Linked DNA regions of Homo sapiens: regions 1, 2 and 4 are each linked to region 3. The links are chromatin contacts, found by Hi-C or POLR2A ChIA-PET in ENCODE. All regions are on one chromosome and are shown on one strand. The core of a region is the stretch at or near the end of the contact, and the rest is flanking DNA. Distances in the headings are between cores, read along the strand shown. Region 1 has its middle 38 kb from the start of LSM14A. Region 2 holds the start of ANKRD27 (ankyrin repeat domain 27). Region 3 holds the start of PEPD (peptidase D). Region 4 holds the start of FAAP24 (FA core complex associated protein 24).

Region 1 (2,844 bases), core at 14-2,513, 610 kb before region 3:
CCTTAACATATAATTCTACAGGACGCAAACTAATCCACGGTGACCAAAAGCAGATTCACTGTTATCTGAGGGACTGATACGGTAGGCTGTGACTGGGAGGAAGGATTATAAATGAGCAGAAGGAAACTTTTATGTTCATTCTCTTGATTGTGGTGGTGGTTTCAGGGATGTATACACACATATGTAAAAGGCAAACTGTATGCTTTAAATATGTACAGGCTTTACACCAGCACTTCAATAAGGCTGTTTAAAATTTTAAAAGGTGTGGGAAAGAACACAGGCCACACATGTGGTGGTGGAAATGGCCCAGGCTTTGCTATTAAAGTTGCGCTAGTGTCCTTTGTCAAGTCACTTAGAACTCTCAGCTGCAAAGATAACACCGCCCTGGCAGGGATTAAGAAATAGTGTACAGGCCAGGCGCAGTGGCTCACACCTGTAATCCCAGCACTTACGGAGGCCGAGGAGGGTGAATCACTTGAGGTCGGGAGTTCAAGCCCAGTCTGGCCATTATGGCAAAACTCTGTTTCTATTAAAAGTACAAAAATTAGCCAGGCGTGGTGGCAGGCACCTGTAATCCCAGCTGAGGCGATCACTCGAATCCGGGAGGCAGAGGTTGCAGTGTGCCGAGATTGCGCCACTGCATTACAGCTTGGGCGACAGAGTGAGACTCTGCCTCCGAAAAAAAAAAAAAAAGAAGAAAGTCAAGAAAAAAGAAATAGTGAACAGGCCGGATGCGGTGGCTCACGCCGGTAATCCCAGCACTTTTGGAGGCCGAGGTGGGAGATCTTTTGAGCCCAGGAGTTGGAGACCAGCCTGTGCAACATAGTGAGACCGCCCCCTCTACAAAAATGTCATAATTAGCCGGGTGTAGTGGCCTGCGCCTGTAGCCTCAGCTATTTGGGAGTCTGAGGCGGGAGAATCACTTGAGCCCCAGGAGTTCAAAGCTCCAGTGAGCTAGCTCTGGTCACGCCAATATACTCCAGCCTGGGCTACCAAGACCTTGTATCAAGAAAAAAAAAAAAAAAGAAAAGAAAATAAAAAGAAATAGTGAAAATTTAGGCGAATTTAGGTGAAGCACAGGGTATTCGTCCAGGTGTGACATGCAAGGTGGAATGGTGGCAGGCAGCCCGACTCAATTCCAGGCCCTAACTCATCTTGGATCTGTGACCTGAAGCACGTTCCTGAGCGTCTCCGTTTCAATGTCTCAATTGCAAAGCGGATTAAATGACTCAACACAAGTAAGACAGGAGGAGCGCAGGGGCTGGGGCGTTCTCGGTAAGCTGAGAACAAGCCGGGTGGACGATGACCTGACGGCGCCGGCGAGACCCCGGGCCGGTTGCTGGGGTCGCACACAGGCAGCCGGAGGGGCGCGCAGGAGGGTCCGGGGCAGGGGCCGGGAAGACTGGGCAGATAAGAGAGCCGGAACAGGCGAGGCGGCCAAAGAGGCATCCAGGAGCCGCGACAAACGTGCGGGCAGCGCAACAAGTGACCCGCAAAGCACCCAACCACCACCTTAACGCTACTTCCCAGCCTGCCCCGCGCCCTCGGGCGCAGGCGCAGTGAGGTGGGCGGGGGGCACGGCCCAGTTTCGGGGGGCACGACCCGGCCCCTAGCCCCACCCCAGCCGCGGCCACGCCCCTCGCCGCGCCTCTAGAGCGGGAGGCTCGGCTGCTGGTTTCAGTTTGCAGCTAGGGAAGGTGGGGACATTGCCAGTGTCGAGTGGGTTGATCCTCCCTGGGTCCCTCTGCAAATTTAGGACCGTGCCACGAGTCCAGTCAGGAGCGGGACGCCTACCCTGCGGCGTCGTGCGCGCTTCAGGGGCACTATTGCAAAATAGATGCAGCTCTCAGGCAGTTTGCTTGTTCCTGGGTGAGGAGTTTTTGGTTAAAAAACAGTTGTTCCTCCCCGAGTTTGTGAAAGATAATGTATTTAAAAAATAAAACAAAGAAATTCCCAAGTCCCATCTGGAAATAAAAGATAGTTTTAAAAGACACCTGCATTAGATTGCTACAATAAAGTTATGTTTTCGTATTTTTTTCTTGATACAAAACAAATTTAAAAAAATATATTTTTAGACAGAGTTTCACTCTTGTTGCCTAGGCTGGAGTGCAGTGGCGCGATCTCGGCTCAACCTCCGCCTCCCGTGTTCAAGCGATTCTCCTGCCTCAGCCTCCCAAGTAGCTGGGATTACAGGCGCACGCCACCACTCCCAGATAATTTTGTATTTTTAGCAGAGATGGGGTTTCATCATGTTGGCCAGGCTGGTCTCGAACTCCTGACCTCAGGTGATCCGCCCGCTTCAGCCTCCCAAAGTGCTGAGATTACAGGTGCGAGCCACCGTGCCCAGCCAATAAAATATATTCTTTTTTATTTATTTATTTATTTTTTATTTATTTATTTTTATTGATCATTCTTGGGTGTTTCTCGCAGAGGGGGATTTGGCAGGGTCATAGGACAATAGTGGAGGGAAGGTCAGCAGATAAACAAGTGAACAAAGGTCTCTGGTTTTCCTAGGCAGAGTGTGTGTGTCCCTGGGTACTTGAGATTAGGGAATGGTGATGACTCTTAACGAGCATGCTGCCTTCAAGCATCTGTTTAACAAAGTACATCTTGCACCGCCCTTAATCCATTTAACCCTGAGTGGACACAGCACATGTTTCAGAGAGCACAGGGTTGGGGGTAAGGTCATAGATCAACAGGATCCCAAGGCAGAAGAATTTTTCTTAGTACAGAACAAAATGAAAAGTCTCCCATGTCTACTTCTTTCTACACAGACACGGCAACCATCCGATTTCTCAATCTTTTCCTCACCTTTCCCCCTTTTCTATTCCACAAAACCGCCAT
Region 2 (2,864 bases), core at 111-2,610, 850 kb after region 3:
GTCCGCTTCCAGCAGGTCCAGGCAGCCCGAGAAGGCCACCCAGAGCCGCTCGAACTCGGCGCGCTCGTCGGCGGCCAGGCCCCGGTCGCGCAGCACAGCAGTCAGCCGGGCGCAGGTGGACACCGCCAGCTCCTGCGCCTTCTGGCGCGTCTTTTGCAGCTCCTGCCGCAGGTTCTGCGAGTCCGCCGAGCCACCGACGGTCAGCACCAGGTGGTGGTAGCACGCAGTCGTCTTGTTGAGCCCGTCCAGCAGCGCCTTGCACTCCTCCCTCGCCATCGCGGTGGGCTCCGGCTGGGCCCGGCCGCCCGCGCCCGTTAGCCTCCCCCTCAGCGCGGCAGGATGTGGCTAACCCCCATCCCGGCCTTGGGCCGCGCGGCACGAACGCTCTTCATGGTCCGTGACTCGCTCGGCGCTACCGCCAACGTCCACGGAGCCCGCCCGGGACCCTCGACGTGCGCCTCTGCGGACGGGGCGCGCAGAGGGAGCCCCGTTAGCGGTCCCCCGCTCCCTCGTCCATCCTCCCCAGGCGCACTCCGAGTCACACGTCGTGTCTCTGCACCGCCCTGGCCTCCACGGTGGCTCCCTGCGAAGCTGAGGGTGCGGTCCCCATCCTCCGTGGGTGCCAACTCCGGGGCAAGCAGGCTGCAGAGCCGCGCGCTCCGCCTTAGGCGCTGCCAAGGGCGGCCGGGTAGGGTTTCCTAGGACCCGCCCACCCCGCTCGTCCCGGCCGGAGCTGCCACCCCCTGGATCAGTGGTAGGCGGGGCTCCACGCGGGGAGGTCACGTGTGGGTGGCCCATCCCTCCCTCCCCTTCGCCCCATCCGAGTTCTGGAATGTTAGCGCTCGGGAGATCCAACCCGTTCTATTTTACGGATGGGGAAACTGAGGCCCAGGTAAAAAGCGGGCCAGGCTCCCGCGGAGTTTTTGCCTGTGATGGGACTAGAACCCAGCTATACTGACTCCCGGACCCTGTCGGCGACAGGACGTCGGGTGCCCCGCAGGACTGGGCACCTCCGTGCCCCAAAGCGAGCAGTGACTGGCAATCCGAGGGGCTGGGCGCCGCCGGGGTCAGGTGTCCCTGCCGCGTTGCGCTCACGTTGGTCGGTGCTTCCAAGCGCTAACCCCACCTCTAGTGTCAGCCCGGCTCCCAGCCCCGCCCCTCACGTTCTGGGCACGCGCAGTTGCGGGCGTGGGGCGGGGCCAGCTGGAGTAGGAAGCGTAGGGAGCCGCCTGAGCCCCGCCCCCGGCTGGGCTGGACTCCATGATTGCTCTGCGTACACGTCACTCTGGGAAACGACGGTTTCTCATTGGGTCAGCTGTGGCGCGGCTCCGCCCCACGGCGGAGTAAGGGGTGGGCTATAGGGCCAGATCGCCGCGCGAGGGTGGTGGGCATCGAGGTCCCAGCAGCGGACGAGGGAGGTGCCGCCGTCGCCCAGGATGGGCTGGGAATGAAGCGATGTAGCCTTTTAAGTAAGTGTCCTCGCGCTGGCCTCCTCCTGCGCCTCCCCTCCCGCGGGATGGCTGCGCCTCGGGGCGCGGCGGCCGGGCGGGGCCCGGAGAGTGAGGGGGGAGGGGCTCCCTGCTCTCCGGAGTCCGCTCCCGGGTCCGCCAGGTGGCCCCGCGCCGCCCCAGCCCCCGCGTCCCCAGGTGGGTGCCCGGTGCGCAGCCGGCGCGCCCTGCCCACTCCGCCCCTCGGGTCTGGAGGAGGGGAGCGGTCGGCGCGGAGAATGCACCCTCCGAGCCTCGCTGCGTCGACACCGGCGGGTGTGGCCGGGGTGCCGGGTCCGGCGGTTCGGATCTGGCGGGGCGCGGGGCGGTCGCCGCGCGGTTTCCCGGAGGCCTAGGGTCTGCTGGAGGGGAGCGGCGGGTGGGGGTCCGAGCCGCGCGCGCAGCGGTTGTGGTTTCCGGGGGGTGATGAGGGCGCGGAGCGGGGAATCCCTGGCTGCCGGCCTCTCGCAGGGCGGGGGGGTCTCTGCATTCCCACAGGTAAAGATTGTTAAAGGAAAACTCTTAAGCACCGAGAGATGTTCCGGATTCTGAGTCTGTTCCGTCTTGTGGTTGAAAATGGACTGCCCAGGAGCACACGAGCCACGCGGTGCCCCCTTGGCTGCCCCACGAGGTGCAGGGGACGTGGGCACTCGCGGCCTGTGCTGGGCGAGGGAGCAAGGGACGGGTCTTCGCTGAGGATTTAGAGCATGCAGGGAACGAGGGCTGCTGGCAGTGCTGGAGGGACTGTGAGGCTGCAGAGAGCTCAGATTTTACAAGTTGATGGGTTTCATGGATAGAGGCCCCTATTTTGATTAAAAAATGCACTCTTCCCACTGGCCGAAGAGTAGAGCAGTGGATATTTTTTTTCTTTTCTTTCTTTTCGTTTTTTTCTTTTTGAGACAGGGTCTGGCTCTGTTGGCTAGTCTGGAGTGCAGTGATGCCATCATAGCTCATTGCAGCCTCAAACTCCTGGACTCAAGCAATCCTTTCACCTCAGCCTCTGTAGTAGCTGGGACTACAGGCGCATGCCACTATGCACGGCTAATTTTTAATTTTTTTTTTTTTTTTTTGTAGAGATGGAGTCTAGCAGGTTGCCTAGGCTGGTCTTGAACTCCTGGACTCAAGCCATGCTCTCGTCTTGGCCTCCCAAGGTGTTGGGATTACAGGCACTAGCCACCACGTTTTGCTGAGCAGTAGCTGTTACGTTTCGAGATCAGCCTGGCATGAGGACTGGTGTTGAGGTGGCCTAAGGGTCCGGTGTACTGAGCCCCGGGGCCTGCTGTCACCCAGGGGTCCGTCCTTTAACTGGGTGAGCAGTAGGCTGGGTGTTTGCTGCCAGGGCTTGGGTACTCCTGGCCTTGACCATTGTGTGGAAGG
Region 3 (2,975 bases), core at 189-2,688:
GTGGCCCCATTAGCTCTCTCCTGACAGATGAGGACAGCAGGGATGGTACTGGGCTTCCAGGTAACTGTGCCACGTGCCCTTCACTACCCTGCTTATGGCTGGCTCCCTTGCTCCTATTTAAGGGGCCTATTCTCCTCCCTGCTTCATGGGGACAAACAGAAGCTGCTTCTCCAGTCATAGCCCCTGGCTCCCACCAGCCTGGCCATGGTGACCCACATCCTTGTTTCGATAAAGAAACAAGAAGCATCCCCCAACCCACAACCTTTGATCAGAAGCCACTTCCAGCTGTGGGACAGCTGCAGGGTGGGGTCAGGAGCCCCACACGCCTATCCTGGGCCACCCATCCACCTGTCCACACACATCTGTACACCACACACATCTGTACACCCTTGGCGCCAGGGACGCCCTCCCCCAACAGTGTGGGGCCCCCTTCCTTCACAGGGGCAGTGAGGTCACTCCTCAGGGTATGGCTTCATGAGCTCAGCCTCTGTGTGAGCACTCTCTGGCCTCAGTTTCCTCATCTGTATAATAGACTTAAAGATAGTCTCGACCTCATAGGGCTGTGGTGAGGTTTCTATGAGCTCACATGTGCAACGCATTTGGGCCGTGCTTGTAATGCCCTGACTCTGTTGGCAGTAGGGAGGGCAGCGTCTGCTGCAGGGTCCCTACACCTTCTCTGCAGGACTCTGCACCCAGTACCAGTGCCCAGTGGGGCAGAGGAGTAAGCCTTCTGGCAGACTCTCCCTCCTAAACCCTTCTCGGCTGTGCCCACTTCTCGCCTGCCCTCCTCCCTGGCTTCCCTTCCTCCAGCTTCTCCATTCTGCAGCCCAGGAAACCTAGAAAAGATCCTACCAGACTTAACTCATAGGCCCCACAGTGGAGGCCCCGCAGGGTCTGGCCCTTGCTTCCCTTAGGCTGCCCCTCTCTCGCGCACATTCTCCTGGACGCTGCACATTTAGAGTCCTCCAGTTGCCCCACGGCCTTTGCTCAAGCCCTTTCCCTTCTTAAACAAAAATCGCCACCTCTGCCCCGACCCTAGCCTGGGTCAGTCTCCCTCCTCTCCTCCCACGTGGTTTCTTTATTCCTATGTGTTCTTCTCCCGGGTGGGCTGGTACGCCAGATCGGGGACTGAACCAGAATCAAGATGTCCTCTGCTTCAGGACCTCCCTCCCACCACGAAAAGGCTGCAGATGCTGCCCGCTAACCCGACCTACTGTCTGCAGCCGGCAGCCCGCTCATTTATCCTGGCCGAGCTCTTGGGCCCCCAATCTCCGGGAGCCCCGCCCCATCGGGGCTCCGCCCTTCCCCAGGTACCGCCCCTTCCCGTCCCGTGGAATTTGGCTCTGGAGGAGGTGGGTCAAGGACTCCATGCCCCGCCCCCTGCCCCGCCCTTACCCCGCCCCATGCATTGGCACCCGGAGGGGCTCAGCTGACGCCGCACTTCACGTGACGCCGGTGCCGGGCGAACATGGCGGCGGCCACCGGGTGAGTGCTGCGCCTCCCTCGCTCTTTCCCGCTGGCGTGGAGAGGGGCATGGGTGTCCCGGCCGGACCGCGGGTGAGAGCGTCAGCCGGGGTCGCTGAATGCCGCGGGTAGGCGCCTCTTCCCGTTGGCCCGGAGTCCCAGCGCCGGTCGGCGAGCTGCACGCTCCGAGTCAGGGTCAGCGCGGGGGCCGCAGCTCCTCTCCACCCTCCTGGCTGGCTCCGGCCCCACCTGCCCGCGTCTGGCGGCCCCACCGTGTGCGGCTGCGGTGGGGGCTGGGGTCGACACGCATGTTCGCTGCCAAGACCCCCGGGTAGGAGGGCGGCGTTGCGAGGACCCCAGGGACCCGGGCGCTTCCCGGAGGAGGCGGTATTCGAGACGGACTTGGAATTCCCTTTTCCCAGCAGGGCACTTCCCCATTTCTTTCAGGGGCCAAATGTCACCCCCTCAGGGAATCCTTCTCTAACCATCTATCCCACTTTTTGTGCCCTCATCATCACCTGATAAACTATATAGAGCATTGTTTGTACTTGTTCTTTATCTTCTCTGCATTTAGAGTGCAAGGGCAGGTATGTTACCTGCTTCTCAGTAGCCCGGTGCCTTGCACACAGTAGGTGCTCCATACTGGGCTAAATGAAAGAAAGCTGAGTGGTCGTAGTGGGAGGAAGGGTGGACAGATGGGTTCACCAGAGCGTTGGGCGGAATCTCCCAGATAGGGAGCATCTGAGCCCAGGGTAAGGGACAAAGGTTGAGAGTTCAGAGTGTTCTGGGGACAGGGGTGCATGCCTGGGGCTGGTTGGAAGGTGTGGTGTTCCAGGTGGCGGCTTCAGACTTTGCCCTGATGGGCTGGAAGGGTTTTGTTACAAGCTGCTTGATCTGTTTTTTAAAGATTAGGCTCCCCTGAGCTATGTGTGAGTTCAATGGGAGAAGGTGTGGGTCTGGTGGTACAGTGGGGTAGAGGGGGCATGGTGTAGGAGGGAGCAGTATTCCAGATGCCAGGTTGGAAACTGAGGTCAGAATGGGGGATCTAGTGGACTGAATGCATCTCTCTTTTTAAGATACAGGGAAAATGGCAACAGAAAGTGGGTTCTAAGTTGGCCCCCAAGGTTGAGGGAGCTTAGAGCATACAAATCAAATATTTTGTGGGCACCTGCTATATTCCAGGAATAGCAGTGGGTCTTCCCTTAAGGTACTCACAGGCCACTGGAACAGATGGACACATGGGACTCTGTCATCCATCTGCTTGCCGTGTGGTCTTGCCATTTGCAAAGGAGGGGCATGGACTCTGAGCTCAGATAAAGTGTGGGAAGGCTTCACTTCCTGGGTGACTTTTGTGCTAGTCCTTCAGCAATGAGACTCCCTTCAGGTAGAGAACAGTGCAGACAAAGTCTCAGATGGGTGTCAAGGAACTCAGGGTCAGATCCTTGAATCCAGCCTGTGACCCTTTTAAAGGGTAGACTGAGCAGGCTGGTGCCCAGCTGTGGGTGTGCTGT
Region 4 (2,700 bases), core at 163-2,662, 550 kb after region 3:
CCAACTACTGACCTCAGGTGATCCACCCGCCTTGGCCTCCCAAAGTGCTGGGATTACTGGCGTGAGCCACAGCACCCAGCCTAATACTTACATTTCTAACCCGAACAAGCCTCTTTCTGTAGCCATTTCCTGCCACCAAATCAGCTTCGGTGACATAAAGAATGCAGCATCTGTTCGACAGATAAAAGTCTGGTGTCAAGCCATCCTCGAAAATGAGCTTAATTTTCCCTTAAAATACAGAGAAGAAAATGAGTTCCATAAGCTTTGGATGAAAAGATGGCAATAATAGGCAGATTTTTTTTTTTTAATATGTCAGGGGAGGAAAGGGCTGGCAGAGGGCAGGCCACCGACCTTGCATCTCCTGCGCCAGCTGTGACCCGCGCCATTTCTCATTGGCCACAATATGCCCCAAAGGCACGTGCACGGGGCCCGTATCATCAGGGGGGTTCTTTTCCATGGATGGTCTCCACCTAAGGAGGGAAAAGCCAGGCGGCACTTGAGCAGGCTCTCCTGCACACGGCCCTGCATTCCACTCCAAGCCAGGGCCTCTGGGGCAGGATCCCCTCTGCAAACTGAATTATTTGTCAAAGAACTGTCAAATAAGATTCCCTTTATAATTACTAATAAGAAAACACAGGCTGGGCGCGGTGGCTCACACCTGTAATCCCAGCACTTTGGGAGGCCGAGCGAGGCGGGTGGATCACAAGGTCAGGAGTTCAAGACCAGCCTGGCCAAGATAGTGAAACCGCGTCTCTACTAAAAATACAAAAAAATTAGCCGGGCTTGGTGGTGGGCACCTGTAATCCCAGCCACTTGGGAGGCTGAGGCAGAGAATTGCTTGAATCCGGAAGGCGGAGGTTGCAGTGAGCCGAGATCGCGCCACTGCACTCCAGCCTGGGCGACAGAGCAAGACTCGTCTCAAAAAAAAAAAAAAAAAAGAAAAGAAAAAGAAAACACAAAGGCCTGAATGAAGGCCAGGGTGGCTGGAGACGGGATGTGTGGTGGTGGAGGTGGTAATGGCATTGGATTCCAATAAGGCCAGAGGCACGATCAGATTTAAGTTTTAAAAGAATCCTGGGCTGGGCATGGTAGCTCACGTCTGTAATCCCAACATTGGGCAAGGCTGAGGCGTGAGGATCGCTTGTGCCCAGGAGTTCGAGACCAGCCTGAGCAATACAGCGAGATCCCGTTTGCCAATTATTTGTGGCGAAATAAATTCTCTAAGAACCAGGAGATTCCTGTCCTGGTGTCCGCGTCCTTCATTTTCATCACGTGCCTAGCCCCTGATACCCCAGCTGGATCCGCACCGTAGCTTCTCAGTCCAGTCCAAGGCCCGAATACAGCCGGCAGGAACCCCACCGTCCCAGTCTAGAGATCATGTTACTGGTGGCCGCGCCACCTTCCGGGTTCACGCCCTCGGTGCTCGCCCAGTCCTTCATCCAGCCCGCCCTCCGCCTCCCGCAGCGCCGGATAGGCTGTGGCGTCAGAAATGGACGTCTAACCTGACCAATAAGAGAACGGATAAGGGCGGACGTTTCCGCCCTGGCGGGGATTTGAACGGTACCCACTGGTTGCCAAGAACGACCGGTGTGGAAGTAACCTTAGCTCTGATTGGTCGAGGGCCGAGCTGAGCCAATGGCCGACGTGGTTGCTGCAAAGTCCATTGCGAAGAGAAAGCGTGAGGGCTGGGCCTGCGGCGGGCTTTAGGGAGTGGTCCCTGGCTGTGGATAGATCTGCTGATGAGTCCAGGCCCCGGTCCATTCTCCTCGCGCTGCAAGGATGCTCCTGGGATTTCGGAGAGGCCGCAGGAGTCATTTCGTAAGTAGATGCTCGCCCGCCGCGCGTGGGGCTCTGTGGGGCCGGGAATTAGGGGTAAAGTGTTGGGGCGGGTTGGGGTTTGGCCTGAGATCCAGTCAAGGGGGCGGCACAAGAGAAAGTGGTTTTCAGTTGAGGAAGCCTTGATTTTTCGTGTTCTAAACTTTTTTTTTTTTTTTTAAGAAACAGGGTCTCGCTCTGTCGCCCAGGCTAGAGTGCAGTGGTGCGATCATAGCTCACTGCATCCTCGAACTCCTGGGCTCAAGCGATCTTCCCACCCCAGCCTCCCGAGGAGCTGAGACTACAGGCGCGCGCCACTACTCCCGGCTAATTGTTCAATATTTTTGTGGAAACAGGGATCTTGCTATGTTCCTATGGTGGTCTTGAGCTCCTTAGCCTCCTAAAGTGTTGGTATCACAGGCGTGAGCCACTGTGCCCGGCGTTAACAATCTTCTGCCCCAGGGTCGGCCACAGTTGGACAGGAGCACCCTGCCTCCCCTGTAGCATTCGTCCCCGTGCCCGGAGTTAACTCCTGGACGACGTACACCTGCTGCACTGCTGGATATAGCCATTCTTCATTTTTCCCTCCTCCACCCACCATGTACACCCCATCAGCAAGTCCCATCCGATATACCCACTACATACATCTGCCAGCTGTTCCCATCTCCACCCACACCCCGGCCTCCAGCATCTGTCTGGACTGCTGCGGCAGATCCTCACTGGTTTCTCTGCTTCCACTCTCGCCCTTCCCCTAGGTCCATTCTCCACGTAGCAGCCAAGGGGATTCTTATATTTATTTATTATTTAATTTAGTTTTAGAGACAGGGTCTTGTCCTGATGCCCAGGCTGGAGTACAGTGGCATGATCATAGCTCACTGTGGCTTC

The links. Hi-C counts contacts between places; a loop is a spot of excess contacts on that map. ChIA-PET counts read pairs that join two places held with the same protein, here RNA polymerase II (POLR2A). Pooled maps may share reads with other maps.
Region 1: a loop to region 3 is called in a map of CD4-positive, alpha-beta T cell, with 4 times the contacts of the local background. The contact joins the enhancer-like site here to the promoter of PEPD in region 3. A Hi-C loop is called at or near these places in 1 of 168 maps with a recorded cell type or tissue (CD4-positive, alpha-beta T cell), 4 of 37 single-sample maps with no recorded cell type and 15 of 50 pooled maps. POLR2A ChIA-PET finds 5 or more read pairs at or near these places in 1 of 52 experiments (Caco-2).
Region 2: a map of ascending aorta shows a loop between it and region 3 (4-fold over the local background). The contact joins the promoter of ANKRD27 here to the promoter of PEPD in region 3. A Hi-C loop is called at or near these places in 1 of 168 maps with a recorded cell type or tissue (ascending aorta), 1 of 37 single-sample maps with no recorded cell type and 14 of 50 pooled maps. POLR2A ChIA-PET finds 5 or more read pairs at or near these places in 1 of 52 experiments (activated CD4-positive, alpha-beta T cell).
Region 4: a loop to region 3 is called in a map of ascending aorta, with 6 times the contacts of the local background. The contact joins the promoter of FAAP24 here to the promoter of PEPD in region 3. A Hi-C loop is called at or near these places in 3 of 168 maps with a recorded cell type or tissue (CD4-positive, alpha-beta T cell, aorta and ascending aorta), 5 of 37 single-sample maps with no recorded cell type and 18 of 50 pooled maps. POLR2A ChIA-PET finds 5 or more read pairs at or near these places in 1 of 52 experiments (activated T-cell).

Annotation. Positions count from the first base shown.
Region 1 is chr19:34,133,255-34,136,098 of GRCh38, reverse strand. No RefSeq gene overlaps it. Among named protein-coding and RNA genes, the nearest start is that of LSM14A, 38 kb to the left of the region's middle. RefSeq lists an enhancer at 812-1,347 and a silencer at 1,331-1,740. Within about 2 kb of position 1,263, at least 38 of the 41 ENCODE cell types and tissues checked have a DNase peak (open chromatin) inside an H3K27ac peak, as active enhancers do; they include CD4-positive, alpha-beta T cell, where a contact is called at or near this core.
Region 2 is chr19:32,673,676-32,676,539 of GRCh38, reverse strand. It overlaps ANKRD27 (ankyrin repeat domain 27), which reads left to right and starts at 1,360. Exons shown (of 29, transcript NM_032139.3): 1 at 1,360-1,469. RGS9BP (regulator of G protein signaling 9 binding protein) reads right to left here and starts at 692. Exons shown (of 1, transcript NM_207391.3): 1 at 1-692. The coding sequence starts at 276. RefSeq lists enhancers at 1-45, 816-925, 813-1,432 and silencers at 446-505, 1,076-1,805, 1,826-1,875.
Region 3 is chr19:33,520,254-33,523,228 of GRCh38, reverse strand. PEPD (peptidase D) reads left to right here and starts at 1,438. Exons shown (of 15, transcript NM_000285.4): 1 at 1,438-1,485. The coding sequence starts at 1,469. It overlaps LOC105372370 (a long non-coding RNA gene), which reads right to left and starts at 1,295. Exons shown (of 3, transcript XR_935918.3): 1 at 1,215-1,295. RefSeq lists enhancers at 211-1,173, 1,174-2,137 and a silencer at 1,229-1,428.
Region 4 is chr19:32,970,954-32,973,653 of GRCh38, reverse strand. It overlaps FAAP24 (FA core complex associated protein 24), which reads right to left and starts at 1,412. Exons shown (of 5, transcript NM_152266.5): 1 at 1,308-1,412; 2 at 352-470; 3 at 92-228. The coding sequence starts at 457. It overlaps CEP89 (centrosomal protein 89), which reads left to right and starts at 1,696. Exons shown (of 19, transcript NM_032816.5): 1 at 1,696-1,818. The coding sequence starts at 1,780. RefSeq lists enhancers at 1,239-1,288, 1,669-1,888 and a silencer at 1,429-1,558.